Regions from separate parts of the Mus musculus genome. Here region 2 is linked to region 1. Evidence: chromatin loops called from intact Hi-C (ENCODE). Cell type or tissue: left cerebral cortex. All regions are shown on one strand.

Region 1 (8,000 bases):
ATAACCAGACCAAAGGCACAGCAGGCTCCCAGAAGAGAGGTCGGTCCATGAGGAGGTACACCTCACTACTAGGGAGCTTGATGAGTTTGCCAATTCATTCAAGCAGAAGTCTGGGGAATTTTCACAGAGTGGGATAATGGCAGAGAAAATGCAGAATGGGTAGCAGAGGAAGGTAGTTATAAATACCAGCTAAGGCCACATGACCAATCGCAGAAGTAAAGATTATAATTGACATGCATGCCTCTGTCATATTCTGTTGATAATGTGTTTGTACAGACATCTGTGTTTAATTTCCCTCTATTTCTTTATCAGATAATGTAGCCTCCGTTAAGTTATAAGTGGTTAGCCATATTGAAGTTTTGAGAATGTCCCTCAAGGGACATTGCCACCTATTCTAAAATTTATGATGTGCTTATGATTGTACGTGGGATAGTTATATCATATTAGGCATAATTGTGGTCTGACTGTTGTTTTCATTTGGAAATTAAGCATGACATAAAAAGATATGATTGTGTGTCAAGTTAACAAGGAGTGGACTTGTGATGGCTATTCTTGGTGTCAACTTGACTACATCTGGGATTAACTAAAATCCAAGGGCTGAGTATACTTGTGAGAGATTTTCTTCTTAATTAAATAACTTGAAGAACCACCTTGAATTGAGATCTTCAGCGGTGGGGTGATCCACCTTTAAGCTGGACCACTCCTTTTGCTGTCAGCCTGTAGAAAGGACACGGGAGAAGGAAAATGTTGCTTGCTCTTCGAATGCTTCTTCCCACCCTCACTCTGATGTCAAGTCCTTTCTCTCCTGGGCATTAGAGCCTACTTCTTTAGGATTCCAGTGTATACTGAAGACCAGCTGGGACATCGTCGAGACTCACAGACTGCGCAACTACAGGACTATTGGGCTTTCTGCTGACAGACAGCCATTGTTGGACTAGCAGGACAGAAACCTGCAAGCCATTCTACTAAATATCAGATATAATCTATATTATATATGATAATATATACATACATATATATGTATGTGTGTGTGTGTGTGTGTGTGTGTATTCTATGTTTTGTTGCTCTAGAGAACCCTGACTAATATAAGTAAATATGTCAGTTACAACAGAAAGGTCAACACAACCCCAGAAACCCACGCCTGAGTTTAGGTAAATTGAGAATGGACAGCAGTTCTGGCCAGGGAGTGTTATGAGTCAGACTGAGCAAACTGAACAGTCTAGGGACATAGGAGTGTCTTGGTAGACTTGGGAGACATTTTACTGATAACGAGGTTAAGAAGGGTGACAGTGGAGTGGAAGTGGAAGTGTGACAGTGGAGGTTTTTGTGAAGATGAGAATAATCTCACAGACTTGTTTACTGGTGGTAACAAACCTTTCTCTTTTTGGTGACAGGGTTCTACCACATTGCTGAGACTGGTCTCCACCTCACAACCCTCAGCCCACAGAGTGCTGGGAGTACAGGCTCGGGAGTAAAGTTTAAACTGGGAGGAATCAATCGATAACGCAGGTGAGAGAGGAGCCATGAGGAAGAGCGGAGGTGAGGCCCTTCAGAGGGGAATGTTTCCCACCCCAGAAGGAGACATGAAAAGAATGCATATCCTGTAAGTTTTATGTCAAGTTTTATGCCAGCTTGACCCAAGCTAGAGTCTTCAGGTCAGAGATAAGGGAGCCTCACCTGAGAAAATGTCTCCCTAAGACCTGGCTGAAAGCAATTTCTTAATTAGTGATTGATGAGTGGGGTGCCATCCTATTATGGATAGTGTCTCTCCTGGGCTGGTGGTTCTGGATTTTATAAGAAAGCAGGCTGAACAAGCCATGAGAATTAAGCCAGTGAGCAGCACTCCTTCATGGCCTCTGCATCAGCTCCTGCCTCCAGGCCCCTGCCCTGCTGGAGTTCCTGTCTTGACTTCCTTTGATGGTGACCTGTGATCGAGACACATAACCTGGATGAAACCTTTCCTCCCCAGGTTGCTTTGGCCATAGTGTTTCATCACAGCTATAGTCACCCTGACTAAGGCAACCTGTACGATCACACAGGTATAAGCATAGCTCTTGTGACTGGAGACAGAGGGAGTTCTCTGCCACTGGTTTTAATTTCTCCAGGAAGAATAATTAGGAGATTATTACAGCATTCTCTGTTTCTCTAGGCATAACATGACCACCCCACAGCCATTTGGGAGTAAAGATCAGCTTGGCCTGGTAATCATGGAACAGATAAAAAACAATACAGAGGTAGCTAGACTTGGAGTTAAGGTAACAGGGCTGCTGGCACTCTTTAGAAGGGAGAAGAGGGTCATGAGGCCCTCGCCTGGACTTGTAACCATCATTCCCTCCTGGTCTTCTGAGACAGTAATCATGGGAGACGTTAGCGTATACAGGAAGTGGAAGGTCTAAAGAAATGAGTCTCCTTTATATCACAATGGCTTCCTAAAAGGCCTCCCAAACTGGGCACATCCCAGCCCCACAGTCCTTCAGATACTCACCCCTTGGAGGAATGCCCCTAGACCACAAACATGCTGGGCAGTGTAACCCTCATTTAAACCTCTACCTACAAAGGCTTGACAGCTATTGTTGGTCGTCAACTTGACTACATCTGGAATTAAGTAAAACACAAACAAGGAAGGCACACCTGTGTGAGAATTTTGCTTAATTTAAGATCTACTTCTAATGTGGATCTCTGAAGTGGAAAGGCACACCTTTAATCTGGACCTTTTGAGCTGGGAAAACCCACCTCTAATCTGGTCCACACCTTCTGCTAGAAGTCTGTACGAGAACATGGAAGAAGGAAGCTTTTGCTCTTTACCTATCACCTTGCTAGCAAATCCTTCCCTTCACTGGCCTCAGAGCCTACTCCTTCAGGATCCCAGCGCATCCTGAGACATCCAGCCTCATGGACCAAACATCTGGATTCTTGGAGCTTCCATTCCTAGGCAGCCACTGTTAGACTAGCTCGACCACAGCCTGTAATTCATTCTAATAAATTCTCTTTCCCTGTATAGAAAAAGACTCATTCTAACAGTCCTGTTGCTCTAAATAAAGCCCTGACTAATACAAAGGCCAGTGTTCCAGTCCCTCACTTGGGCATCCAAAGGCTTCCCGTCCCTAGTCCCACCTTTGCACAATTAGACGCCACACATTCCTTCCCCCTTTCTACCTTTTACTGACATTCTTGCAGCCTGTCCATTGCCCCAGCCAAAGGCTGTGAAAACTCACTTTTATGTCTTTCTTCAGACTCTTCAGCCCAGCTGCCCTCCCTCTTGGAGAAGTTCAAGTCAGCTCCCACTTTTCCACCTACTGACTCATTCCATTAAATTCACTTTTCCTGCCTAGTGTCTAATTTCTTTTAAAAACAAAACACCTTATGAAAGATTGCAGTTGTCATGTCTTATAAGTGTACCCTTATGTATGCATGTTCATCTACACACATGCTGGGTCTGGAAAGAAGGAAGGAAGGAAGGAAGGAAGGAAGGAAGGAAGGAAGGAAGGAAGGAAGGAAGGAAGGGAGAGAGAGAGAGAGAGAAAGAAGAGAGGAAGAAAGAGATCAGAGAGAAGGGGGGACGGTAGGAGGGAGGGGCACATAGAGAAAAGACAAAGTAAAGTGGAGGCACCTTGACCCCAGATGAGCCCCAGCTTCTCTGGTCCCTGCAGGGTTCCAGGCTGGCAATACCCTCAGCTTCCTCCCCTGCTCTCTCTCCCTGTCTTCCCCTGTGCCTCCGTCTTTGATGTGTGTCCAGTAACAGCATCAAATCTTAACCAGCAGCCCCATCTTGGAGAAGAACAACAGAAGAGATGAAAATGTAACGTTGAGAAGTTCATGCTCCAAGGAGCACGTGCACTTTGCCTCCTGTAGAGCCCATCCGAGACGAGCCTGGCAGAGGTCTGGCTTTCTGGCACATGCAAAGACCATTGGATACCCATCCCGGTGTATGGGGGCAACTGAGAAATCACCAGGAGACGGAGCTTCCTCTGTGTGCACAAGGGAGCCAGCCATGCCTGCTTCCAAGGACCTGGTTGTCTGAGTGAAGCATGCAAAAAAAAAGAAGACGAAGGAGAGAAAGGAATCATCGACCTACTGTCTCCTCCTCCTCCTGAAAAAGACAGCCCAGCAGACATCCATCCCCCCAGGACTCACAGGCCCTCTGTAAATTACAACCCTGAGCGCTAAGGGTAGCACCCTGGACCAGAGCCAGTGGCTGTCCTGGATGCACTGTTTGCTGTGAGCCTAGGGTAGAAGAGGTGAAGGCCCTTGGCTGGGCTGCTTACAAAATCTCCTTCCCAACCCTGGCTCCTTACTCCCCTTCGAAAGCACTGCAGAGCCTGCGTCTGATTAATGTTGTGCGCTGATATACACAGAAGCCGGCTCCAGATTCCTGGCAAACCGCCCTGCACCCTGCGGAGAGGAGGCTCCACCTGCCCAAGGGCGACCCCTGGCGGCCAGCAGAGAAACTGCGCAAAACTGGGAAAGGTTTGTTTTAAAGAGTGCGGACTGGTATTGGGTGTACACCTCTAATCCCAATTATCTGGGAGGCTAAGGCTGGAGGACCACAAGTTCCAGGACAGCTGAGAAAAATTACTGAGACCTCCGTCTCAAAGAAAGAAAAGAGGCTGGGCATGTGGGTCCTTGGTAGAACATTTGCCTGGTGTGAGTCAGGTCTCAGGTTCAATCCCCAATAATAGTAATTATTATTATTATTATTATTATTATTATTATTATTATTATTATTATTATTATTATTATTATTAAAACAAGCAAAATGTTTTAAGAAATAAAGGCGACAGAGTAAGCTATGCAGCCCCAGATGGTGCTGTACAGGAGGTAGAGTCTAAAGGGAAAGCCAATTTTGCTGTCTTACAGTGCAAGCAGGAAGGAAACATTCTGTTTGGAATGGTGGGGGCTGAAGGAGGTAATTGTGGAGGGGGAAGGTGGAAATGTGAAAATCTGTTGATAGTCGGAATAGAATCTGTTTAATATAATTCTTTCACAAAATAACACTTACAAAGTTTTCCCTGCTCTGAGCCAGGCCTCCTTCCATCTTCAGCACCAAGGCCATATTCTCCCCTCTGCTTCCCCACCAGCTGCTTCGGGAAAGGAATCAACCTATACTACTTGTGTCCTGTACCTGCAGTGATCCTGGGACCCAGGAGTCAAGAGGCTAGCTGTTTGACCTTGAACAATCTGCTCAACATCCTGGGAACTCCTTCCAGAATTCCAGAATATGAAAGCAAGGAAGGGCTTGTGAGTAGCGGGTGGCTCTGTCACCTCTCACTTTCCCATCCTCTCCCATCAGTTGACACACCCATCCTCAGTCCCACCAGGCATCGGTGTACATTTGCTCTGCAAGGAGCCAATTGGTGCACAGTTGACCAGCTTTCGGATGGAGCCTGATGCTTTCAGCCTGATCTCAGAGGCTTTAGGTGGCCATCTTTCACTTTGGTGTCAGATTGCTCTGATGCCCAAGGCTCTCTCGAAGGAGCTGCCACCAACAAGAAGTTCCCCCAGAGACACAACTCCCAAGTCTATAATCATAGGCACCAAGGGAGAAATAATGGACAATTAGATACTTGCTAGGTGACTTTTCCATAAACAGATGTCTTTTTTTCCCAAGGTAGGGTACCAACAGCAGACCAAAGGAGTGGGTCCCATCTGTGTCCAGTTTGATAAAGCAATGTGTTTATTTCAGTAGTATGGCTGACGGGGTACTCGCTGAAGTATGGTGAGTCCAAAGGTTGATGCATGATTATCATGGAGGGAAGCAGACATGCGTGATACTAAGCAGTAGCTGACAGCTTTACATCCTGCAAGTAGTGAGAGAGATCTCAGAGCCCACCCCCAGAGACACACCTTCTCTATCAAAGCCACATCGATTCCAATAAAGCCACACCTCCTAATCTTTCCCAAACATGTCCACTCCCTGACAAATAAGCATTCAAACTATAAGAGCCTGTGGAGACGGTACTCATTCAAACCACTACAAGGAGATAGCTACATAGCGTGGTTCTAAATGAAAGCGTGGGGGTCAGCCAAGAGCAGCCCCTGGAAGTGTAGGAAAATCAGCAAGTGGAAAAATGAATTCAGAACAAAATCCTGAGCCACAGGAGCGAGAGCTGGCCTGGGTGCTCTGAGGCCGTGGGCAGCTCCTGCCCTCTAATTCAACAGAGCCAATAGAATGGTACACCACAGGGCATGTCCGCAGGACAGAGACTATTCAAATGACCTTAAAGGTCCCCTGGGACACAGAACAGTCTAGTCTCAGAATCCTAATGCATATCTCATGGAGAGACACTACCTCTGAGAGTCTAATCTGCCACTAAGTTACCAGAAGTAAGAGGTGAGAACATGGGTTCTCTCTCCTGATTCTTATGCATCCATCCATTTGCTCATTCCTTTAGTCATCTATCCATCCATTTATATAGACTTTCATTCAAATGTTTGTGGAGGCCAGAGACTGGCACTGATAGTCTTCTCATGCTTCTCTTAACCTTGTGTTTTGAAACAGGGTCTCTCATTGAATCTGGAGTTCTCTGGTGCAGCTAACCTGGCTGGCCAGCAAGCTCCTATCTGTCTCCTCAGCACTGGGACTCCAGGCGCAGAGCACCATGTCTGGCTTTATATGTGAGCACTGGAGATGTGAACTCGGGCCCTCATGCTTGCATAACAAGCACTTTACCAACCGAACCATAGCCCCAGTCCCTATCGCCCCAGTGCCCATTCTGGCAGCATTTTATTTAATAGTTAATATGTACCTGGCATGGGGTCTTTGCTACCGGGAGGACAAGATAATTGTAGTTTGTTTTCCTTCTCTTCCAGGCAAGATTCTATAATGCATGACTCGGGTGTCAGGAATCTCCTCTACTGTCCTATCCTTTGATGGGTCAGCTAAGAGTTCCTTTGGACACTATAGGAAACACAGACACAGGGTCCAAATGTCACAGAGTCCGCTACTGCCAAACTTAGTCTTTCCATATCCACCTACCCACTTTCTGAAGCCACAAATGAGAACAGGACACAACGTACTTGCACTGTAGAATTGGGGACAGATATACCCAGCTTCACCTTACCTTAGGCCTCTGAAGACTGACATATGAGCTGGTTCCAATGGTACCTCACACGAAGGGGTATTTACCTAGAACATTCCTGTAGCCCCTTCCCTCTGCCTTCTGTCCCTCCCTCCCGCCCCCTACCTCTGTGGGATTTTCATCAGTCCGCCATACTCTTTACAATATTTTCCGAATTGTGTTTGTAGGTTGTTAATGGTGGCAGAACTCTGTATAATTATCCCCCAATTCATCAGTCTCCTTAACAGGCAAATGCCTTTTCCCCCAATAAGTTTCACTGGCTGAGGCACGGATCTCGTCCTTGTTGCTACGGAAACCAGAACGTTTCTCTGTTTTAATGGTATGTTGAAAGTACTGCTAGTGTGCATGTGCACATATGGTGCCTGCTGGCTTTATCCACCATTTCTGCCTTCCCTACCTCCACTGACCTGCCTGGCATTGTCCCCACATCACATGCTTTCTAATGGTCCCCCTCATCCACAGCCCCGCTTGTCCCTTCGCTGCCTCACACCCTGCCTCCACCTCCCCCCACCCTTCCATCTGGTGTTCTCAGCTGCCTGAAAAGAAATACCAGTTGGCTTTGCATGAAATTGAAGAGGGAGAGGGAAATAGAAGGTAATTGCAGAGACAAAAAGGCTTTGACCAGCCAGGTGTTTTCTGCTGGAAGGCCCGTGCCTTCAGCTAGCCACCTTCCTGGAACAGGGACAACTCAGAGAGGGACAAGAGGGTGGAGTGTGAGAGGCTCCATGCAGGAGTAAAGGGACCAAGTTTCAGATCTGGACAGCACCATCTGCTGCTGCTGTTCTTGGGCACCAATGAAGTCAGCTCCCTCCAACTGTCTGTGTTTGGCTCGGGGTTGAGGGGACCGCTGGCGGTGGGGAGGGCTCTGTTGAGACTTATTTGTTTGTGCATTTACCCAACAAGCTCTTCCTGAATGTTCAT
Region 2 (8,000 bases), 350 kb before region 1:
TAATTTTACATTTCACAGACCCCTTCAGTAGTTAAGTCATCATAGTCTTCAGGACATGTATCTCTTCCTTTTCCATTTTATCATCGGCTCCTTGAAGGAAGGGTCAACATATCTCCTCTGCATTACGTATAGGATCTCCCTGAGAACCTAGCACAAGATATGCCACGAGTAAACAGTTGTTGGTCAGAGAGTCTGATTCTGCCTGTTATTCTCGGCTGAGGTAAAACACTCTTAGTAACTCGGCCAAATTGTATGGGTTTTTTGTTTTGGTTTGAAATCCGTCTCGAGTCTGAAAGATCTCTAATGTAGGTATAACAGCTCAGGGCTGCCATGGTCAGTGAAGTGTGACACCCGTTTTTTTTATTATCCATAAATGAATTATCTACTGTGACCCAGCTCTTCCATCATTTCTGCACCTTCCTCCTGTCAGCAGCTGCGTCGTGGGTGCTGAGACCGGCCTGGAGCCAAGGAAAAATCAGAAACAGGTGGGGGTGGGCTTGGGGGCGGTGCTTATGTCAGTAGCTGGGGGTGAGTTATGAATGCATTCGGAAAGTCAATTACAACAGTGATCATCTCTTTTTTTTTTCTTTTAAAAACTGTTATATGCACATTTCTATCTAATCTATTGTCATCCAAAGGCAAGTGTTAACAATAGCAATGGATCCGTTAAGACTAACCTGTCCTAGGAGCAAAGGAAACTGTTTCAAAATGGGAATTTATCTGTTTGAAGTCAGATCTCTTGAATAAAAAAAAGAGGCATTTTTTTTTCAACAGCTTGCAGCAAGCCAGGCAGGGGATGCGTGGTAAATATTAAAATCCTCATTAGAGTAAGAGTTGAATTTTACCCTGTGGCTCTTGATGACGCAAGAGTATGCTGACAGCTTCCATTTCCAGTTCTGGTCAATGTCCTCATGGACCCTGTTGGTCACCCTCCCACCCAACCCCCATCCCCACTTTCTTCCATGAATTCCTTTTTAAAAAAGTAAATAGCATTTGCAAGGCTGGTTGAAATTCAGATGTGGGTGGGTTCCACCAACAAGACTGCTCACTGGGCACATCTGGAGTAGAGTCCTGGTTGCTTTCATCACTAGAAAATGCCCAAGCACCTGGTGCTGGTGCTGGTGCTGCTGCTGCTGTTGCCACTGATGGATGGTGGTGGCAGTGATGATGATGATAATGATGATGATGGGTGTGGGAGGGATGATCTGGGGGGGTCACACTTTAAAGGCCACTGGTTTGAACCATTTATCCTTACTCCCCATTGATGAAAAAATCTGCAGACTTGCACAAAGCCACAGCCTTCTAAGATGAAGGCTCCCAAAAGTGAGGGCTTCTTTTCCCTCAAGACAGGTTGAAGGTGTGGCTGATAGGGAGTGTAGATGCCCATGCATGCAATGGACCGTGGCCTCACACTGTATCCTCTTCCTGCCTCTCCTGTTGCTCCTTCCCAGAAGATAGGCTGAGTGAGCACCCTTTATCAGAAAAACATTCCTGCGCATGAATTTGAGGTCATTTTAGATTTTGAATCATGATATATTTCCCCATCTCCCAGTTGTAAAAGGAAGAGCTTGCTAGAGATGAGTGCTCTCAATTCTTGCACTCCACAGGATGACACTGTTGTTTAGATTAAATGCTGCTTAGAAATCCCATTACAGTTGTTCTGAAAAATAAGAGTTTTAACGGTGAATAAGGGATTCGGACACAAACTTGACACCTCTCTAGATTGCTGTCAGAGCTAGATCAGACAGTCAACATTCATGTGCACTGAACCCCACGGTGTGCACTGAACTCCACGGTGTCCACTTCCCCTTTCTCCAGACCCCTGGACTCTTTGCTGTGTGCCCACCCTCTCCCCCAATGCCCCTGCATGTTCTTCTATTTACTCTGTGGCCCAAAGTCACTTCATACTTTATTAACTCCCTCTGCTTAATTAGACAGAAGATGAGATCCAAACACAGTGCAGAATACATGGAAATTAACTGACGAAATATAAACAACAGGCTAAAGAACACTTGTTGGAGCCCCACTCCCACCCCCAGAAAATGTTAACTGTGGAAGCGGAAGCATTGCTGGAATGTGACTTCCTCACAGACCCACACAGGATTGGAAACGTTATACTGCTTCACTGGAGATTGGCTCTGTGGTATTTACTCCGGCATCGGTCCACCCCGGTGAGCTGTGACTCCCACAGACTCATATTTCTGTCTCCTGCCTAAGGAATCCTTTATCTTATATAAGCAAAATGATGTTGAAAGTGGAGGCATCTGGATGCTTTGCCTTTCCCTAGAATATTTGGCTTGTGGCTTGAAAGATGAGGCAAGCAAGACAGTGACAAACCCTAACGGGGGTTACAGTGATTTTAGTTTCCTGCCTCGATCACCCCCGTTTTCCTCATTGCAGTGTCAATATACCCAATAGGACTGAAGGAAGAAAGGTTTTCTTTGTTGATGGAATGCAGAAATGTCAAGCCAGAGACCACAGCTATGACTCTGGGCTACAACATGTTGAAGGAGAATGTCATGGTAGCAAGAACCTATGAAGGAGTGATGATTCACTTCATGGGTGTCAGGAAGCAGAGAGGACATGGATTGGGGATTTTTCTCTGCATTTTGATGAATGGCCAGCAGCATCTCAAAGGAGGAAGGATTTCTTTGGGCTCATAGTTTCATGTCAGGGAAGGCACGGCAGTGTTGATGGTGGTGGGAGTAGCTTGGTCCAGGGTGGAGGGAACATTGGGATTCTTGCTCATGTCGCAGAGGATGGAAACCAGAGAGAACTCAGTCCAGAACCAAGGCTAGCCTGAACTGCTCAGAGCCCACCGCCCCCGTGTCTCACATCCTCCAGCTAGACCCCACCTCCTACAGATTCTCCTCCCTTCCATAAACACTGTCACCAACTGGGAATTTAAGTTCAAGCACATTAACCTGGGGAGGGACATTACATTTTCAAACTATAACGGAAGGACAAAACTCAGCGGCCAAGGATCCACCCAGTGATCTAATTCCTCAAGTTAGTCTCCACCCTCCACAGCTCCCAGGCTCTCCCAAAATATCTCTGCCAGCTTGGGACAAGTGATTCAACACATGAGCCTGTGGGGGGTGTTTCGTATTCAAACCACAGTGGCAAGTATAGACGTGGAATTTTATCTGTGCCGCTCAACCTAACTTCACCTTCACTTTTATTCTAGAACCTTCTAATGTTACACTAAACGTACTTAGAAACTTCTCTGCCTTGCTCTTTGAGCTTCATTTAAAGCTTTAAATTGGCAGAGGCTTTTCAATTCAGTTGTCATTTTCAATGAATATTTTTTTTTCAGTCAAATGGCTTTAGTTAAGTTGAGGGACAATTTAGTTTTAAGGTGAGGAGCACTGAGGCAATTTAGTAATTTAATTCCACCATGTGGTCTGGACATGAACCCAAGGCCTGGGGACTGGTGCCTCTCTGTTAATTAATTCTCTATGTCAGACATCTGGGAAGCCGCCTCTTCCGCTTGGTCTGAGTTGACTAATTAATTAAGCTGTGTTTGTAAACAGGCATTTTCTCCCCTAGCCCTTTTTTTGTGATCATCTGTTTCTTTAGCCACAAGCTGATGACCCTACTTAATGGCAAACTACCTAGCCAATAATTCCAATCTCCTACAGGCTCCGGACAGGTCGTTTGGAGGCTGCCCAGCACTGGGCAAATCTGGGCATTGGAAGAAGGTCAGTAAGGATTGGGATTCAATTAAGTCATTTATTAATTATGTGGCTGCAGGCGAATTGTCTCACATCACAAAATGTCAGTTTCCTCGTTCCCTCCTTCAACCCTTACCGCTTAGCCTGGGACCTGGAGTGTGGTTGACACTCTCTATACTCCAGGTATGCCTCTCTGAGGGATCTCCCATACTAACCTTGACTTTGTGCTGAGCTCAGGGATGGCTAGCTTCAAGCTACTTCTGTTTGCATTATTATGCTGGTCTTTCTCCAACCCATTGTTGATAAGCTGACAACTGTTGTGACCTTTACGCCTTACAGAGAGAGAATCCGTTTCTGCAATGGGAATGGACAAAATCCCAGAGCTAGCCAGAGATGGAGCATGACCGTTGTCTTCATACTCCTGGCCTTGAGCTTCTTCCTTGGAGACCAGGTTTCCTCCTGACCTTCAGCAGAATGTAAAAGGAGGTGCTAAACACTGGGAGTGGGGCAGGAGGAGAGTTACAGGAGTGCTGCCTGAAATAGCACCTCATTAAAGAAATCAATGCTAATCAGTGATGCTCACGGTGGCGAAGCACCTGTTAGCCATCATCACCCAATAGGAAGGAGCTTGCTGCTAGGTCCCCTCCCTGGAGCATCTTCCCTCGACAGCCCACCTGCTTTGGCTAAGTACGTTGTCAGCAAGTGATGTAACTCAATGTTTCTAACTAATTTCAGTAACATTTGTACATCGGCAGTTCCATATATGACCGGTTGTATTATCAGCTTTGTGCGATAAGAAAGATACATGTATACATATAGCCAGATAGACATAAAATTACAATCTCCCATTTTTACAGTAAGCATCTAAGAGGCCCAAAGGTTAGAATTGTCACATTCACGAGGCTCTTCAGTGGGAGAGGTGGGACTGCTTCCGCAGCTTCCTATTGTAAGGTTAGTTCTGTTTCAATGGACTATAATTAAGAAAGATGTCAGCGCTGTGCTTACTGAAGAAGTTTTGCTGTTCTTGTCTATTAGTTTTTGCTTGCTTTTCCCTCTTATGTTGCACATGGGTGTTGCACGTGTGTGTTCTACATATGTGTGCACATACGTGCACTTGAATTTGAAGGATGAAAGACCATCTTGGTGCTTATTCTCAGTCATGGCCCACCTTTTATTGTGATCGGGTCTCTCACTGATCTGGACTACACAGGGTAAGCTAAATTGCCTGGCTAGTAAGCCCTGAGGACCTACTTGTCGCCACCTTCACAGCTCTGGCATTCCAAGTGTGTGTCACCATATCCTGCCTTTAAAAGTAGGTTCCGGGAATGGGACTCTGACTCTCGTGTTTGCAAGGCCAGAATTCTGATGAATGAGCAGTCTCCTAACCTCTTTACTCACTTGTTGGTTCTGCCTGGTATATGTATTAAAGCTTTCCCCTAAATAATATATTTTGATACATTTCTGCTACTTGGCAACTACCTTCAAATTTGATGGCATGAAACAACCACCCTTTTCCCATTCTGCTTTCTTTAAGTGGGTGGCTGGTTTGAGTTGGGATTAGCTGTGTGGTCCCTGGAACAGACTCACAGGGCCTCATATATCTAGCTAGTCACCTGACAGTTAACCAAGCCTGAATAATCAAAATGGCCTCACTGTTGTTTCTGATGTTAACACTGCATCTCAGAAGGGATCCAGCCCCTCCAACTTATCCTCAAAGAGGCTCACCGAGTGCTAAGCCCTGTTAGCAGGATTCCAAGAGCATGAGTCCTATGTCACCATTGCTCAGCAAATCTCCACACATGTCATATATTTTTGATATCCTATTAGTGAAGCAAGTCACAAAGCCAAATCCAAAGTCAATGTGACAAAGCTTATACGAAAGCATCAGGAAAAAGATCCTTTTTGGAAATGTTCACTGGCTTGTTTTGCTAATGTTTACTCAGTGCCAATCGAGGGATTCTTCCCTCCCTATGTCAGGCATTAAGGGATATAAGAAAATAAAATTCAGTCCTGCCAACATCTCCTGGTCTTCTGAAAAAGACCAACACAGTGATGTTCTTTGGCTAGTTTGGTAATTGCGATATACATGGGAATTGGAAATGCCAAAGAAGGAGATCTCAAACTCAAATCCACCTTAGGGCTATGGTAAGCAGAGACTTTGGGGTGACTGTAGGCATTGCCTAAGTTGAACCCCAAGAGCAGAGTGAAGTTCATCCGGGGCACTAGGGGACACCAGGGGGTTGGGGTAGAACATGCCGTTTGTATGAAGACATTTGAGTCAGTGAAAGCAGAGAGTGTTGCTATCAAATGCTGTGCAGAGGCCAACGATACTGAAGTGGCATGCTGAAGAGAAACAAAGGCAGGAATGAGGAGACAAGGAACAAAGGTGAGGAAAACATGTCTATCTTTCCACTGAGGTTGGATGAAGGTGAATGACGAGGCACTGGTGGCCTGGGAGAAGCACACGGATGGGAAAGTTCTGTGTTTTAGAGAGATCACCTTGAGAACTGGATGGAGAATGAACCGGAGGAAGACAAGGCTAGAGATGGGGAAAGCAGATGTCACGTAGAAAACCAGGCCAGAAGCAGAGCGGGAGAGAGTGGAACCAGGAAGGAATCCTTCTCTACCCCTTCCGTCTTCCAGGCTGGGAGAGGCATATCAGTTTAGGGCTGACCGAGTGTTGATGAAAGCCCTAGTTTGGCCTAGCATTGTCTAGAATATCTAGGCAGAACTATTTTGTACATAATTATTAAGTACCTTCAAACCCTGCATTGACAAGGGAGGTGGTGGACTTTGAACTTCTTTTAACATTTGCCCATCACTTATTCAGTTGTAAATATTTGTTCTGGATATTTATGCTTGGGAAAGAGGGTTTGTGCCATTGAGAGCATTTTTAACTCATTCAAGAACCTGTGAGAGTTAGTTCTCTCCTTCTACCATATGGATGCTTGTATCCATCAAGCCATATTACCAGCTCAGCCCTTTGAGCTCTTTTGATACTGTCTGTATGGTATGTGCAAACTGTCCCCTGGTCCAGCCAGGTAACTGAGTGGAAGAGTGAATATCTCCCTAGACACAGAGCTTTCAATATCCTCCCCGCTCCCTGCAGTATCTGTGGTCTTGCAGTGATCCTTAAAAACGTTGGCCTCTTTTGTTTGAGCGCCATTAGTCCCTCCATAATCCTGTGAGTCTTTGTCATGGGTAGGGCTTGGCTTGCTGGGTTTCATATATATTCATACCCCGTGCCTTAGATTTCCTCTATGATCATGTTTGAAATGAAGTCACTCTGTTGCCCCGGAAAGCACATTCATGACCATCAGAGTTTACATTCAGATGTGTACTCTGGAAAATTGTCATTATCCTCATGCAACACATCTCTTCTCCAGCTTCTCCCATTACCTTCTGTTTGACACTTGTGCACGAGCACCCTGCAATGATAAAAACAGCTCTCTGCAGACTCATCTGGCCAGGAGGTCCTGCTCAGGTCTAGCTAGATTTTTCTAGCTCTGAAAATTTTGCCTGAGAAGCTGATCTTGCTGGTTTGGGTCAGCTTATTAAATGTGAGACAATTTGCCTCACTGTGCATTAGCGTCTGGAGACATACTTGAAAGCCCTGCTGGTCTTAATGTGTCTGAGATCCCTGGACAGGATTCTGCATATTTTTAAGTAATGTTTTCTTTAAAGATACCAAAAGCATTTAAAATTTGGAGGAGAACTGTGAAGGAGGGTGTAATGAGATGGATCAGGAAGCCAAAAGCAGGGCAGGTTGGGAGTTAGCATCCTTTGAAAACCAGGAAAATCACCTCTGACTCTGTGTGGTCTTCAGGGGGCACTTAGGGCCTTCTGCATTGCAGTACTGTTTCTTGTTGGAACCATTCATCCTCCTGTTGTTTCAGATACCTAAGACGTTCTGTGTTCCACAGGTCCCAGGTACATCATAGCTACTACAGAGAACAGGACAGATGAGCCAGGGCATTATTACTGTATATTTTATGCCATTCTCTGGACTCTGTGGGCCCAGCTGAGAGTTGAAGTGGCAAAGAAAAAAAGCAAAAGACAAAGGCTTTGGTGTCAGCCTGCCTAAGCCCTGGTCTTGCCACCTCCTTGGTGTGGAAGCCCCCTAGGCAAGGATCTGTTCTAGTTTGCTTTTCTGTTGTTATGACAAACAGCATGAACAGAGCACCTTCCAGGCCACCATCCATCACTGGGAGAAATCAGGGCAGGAGCTCAAAGCAAAGTTCTAGGGCAGAAACAATGCTGCTTAATGGCTTACCCCTTGCTAGTACTTTTATACAGCCCAGGATCATCTGCCCAAGGAATTTTAAC

Evidence for each region. Peaks named below come from ENCODE experiments on the same cell type or tissue, not always from the same donor. Only the 100,000 strongest peaks of a DNase experiment are listed, where the experiment ranks them.
Region 2: it touches region 1 in a loop (4-fold over the local background); 2 of 42 quality-filtered maps call a loop at or near these places.

Annotation. Positions count from the first base shown.
Region 1 is chr6:135,441,192-135,449,191 of GRCm38, reverse strand. No RefSeq gene overlaps it. Among named protein-coding and RNA genes, the nearest start is that of Gm25136, 81 kb to the left of the region's middle. In left cerebral cortex, a CTCF peak has its summit at 4,431 (motif pointing left); DNase peaks (open chromatin) are centred at 4,369, 7,579 and 7,793; H3K4me3 peaks cover 286 bases; H3K27ac peaks cover 2,318 bases.
Region 2 is chr6:135,792,595-135,800,594 of GRCm38, reverse strand. The region is part of intron 6 of Grin2b (glutamate receptor, ionotropic, NMDA2B (epsilon 2)); the gene reads left to right. Among named protein-coding and RNA genes, the nearest start is that of Gm14330, 56 kb to the left of the region's middle. In left cerebral cortex, no CTCF peak of the experiment used is centred here; DNase peaks (open chromatin) are centred at 2,677, 2,709, 3,047, 4,269 and 4 more places; H3K27ac peaks cover 7,438 bases.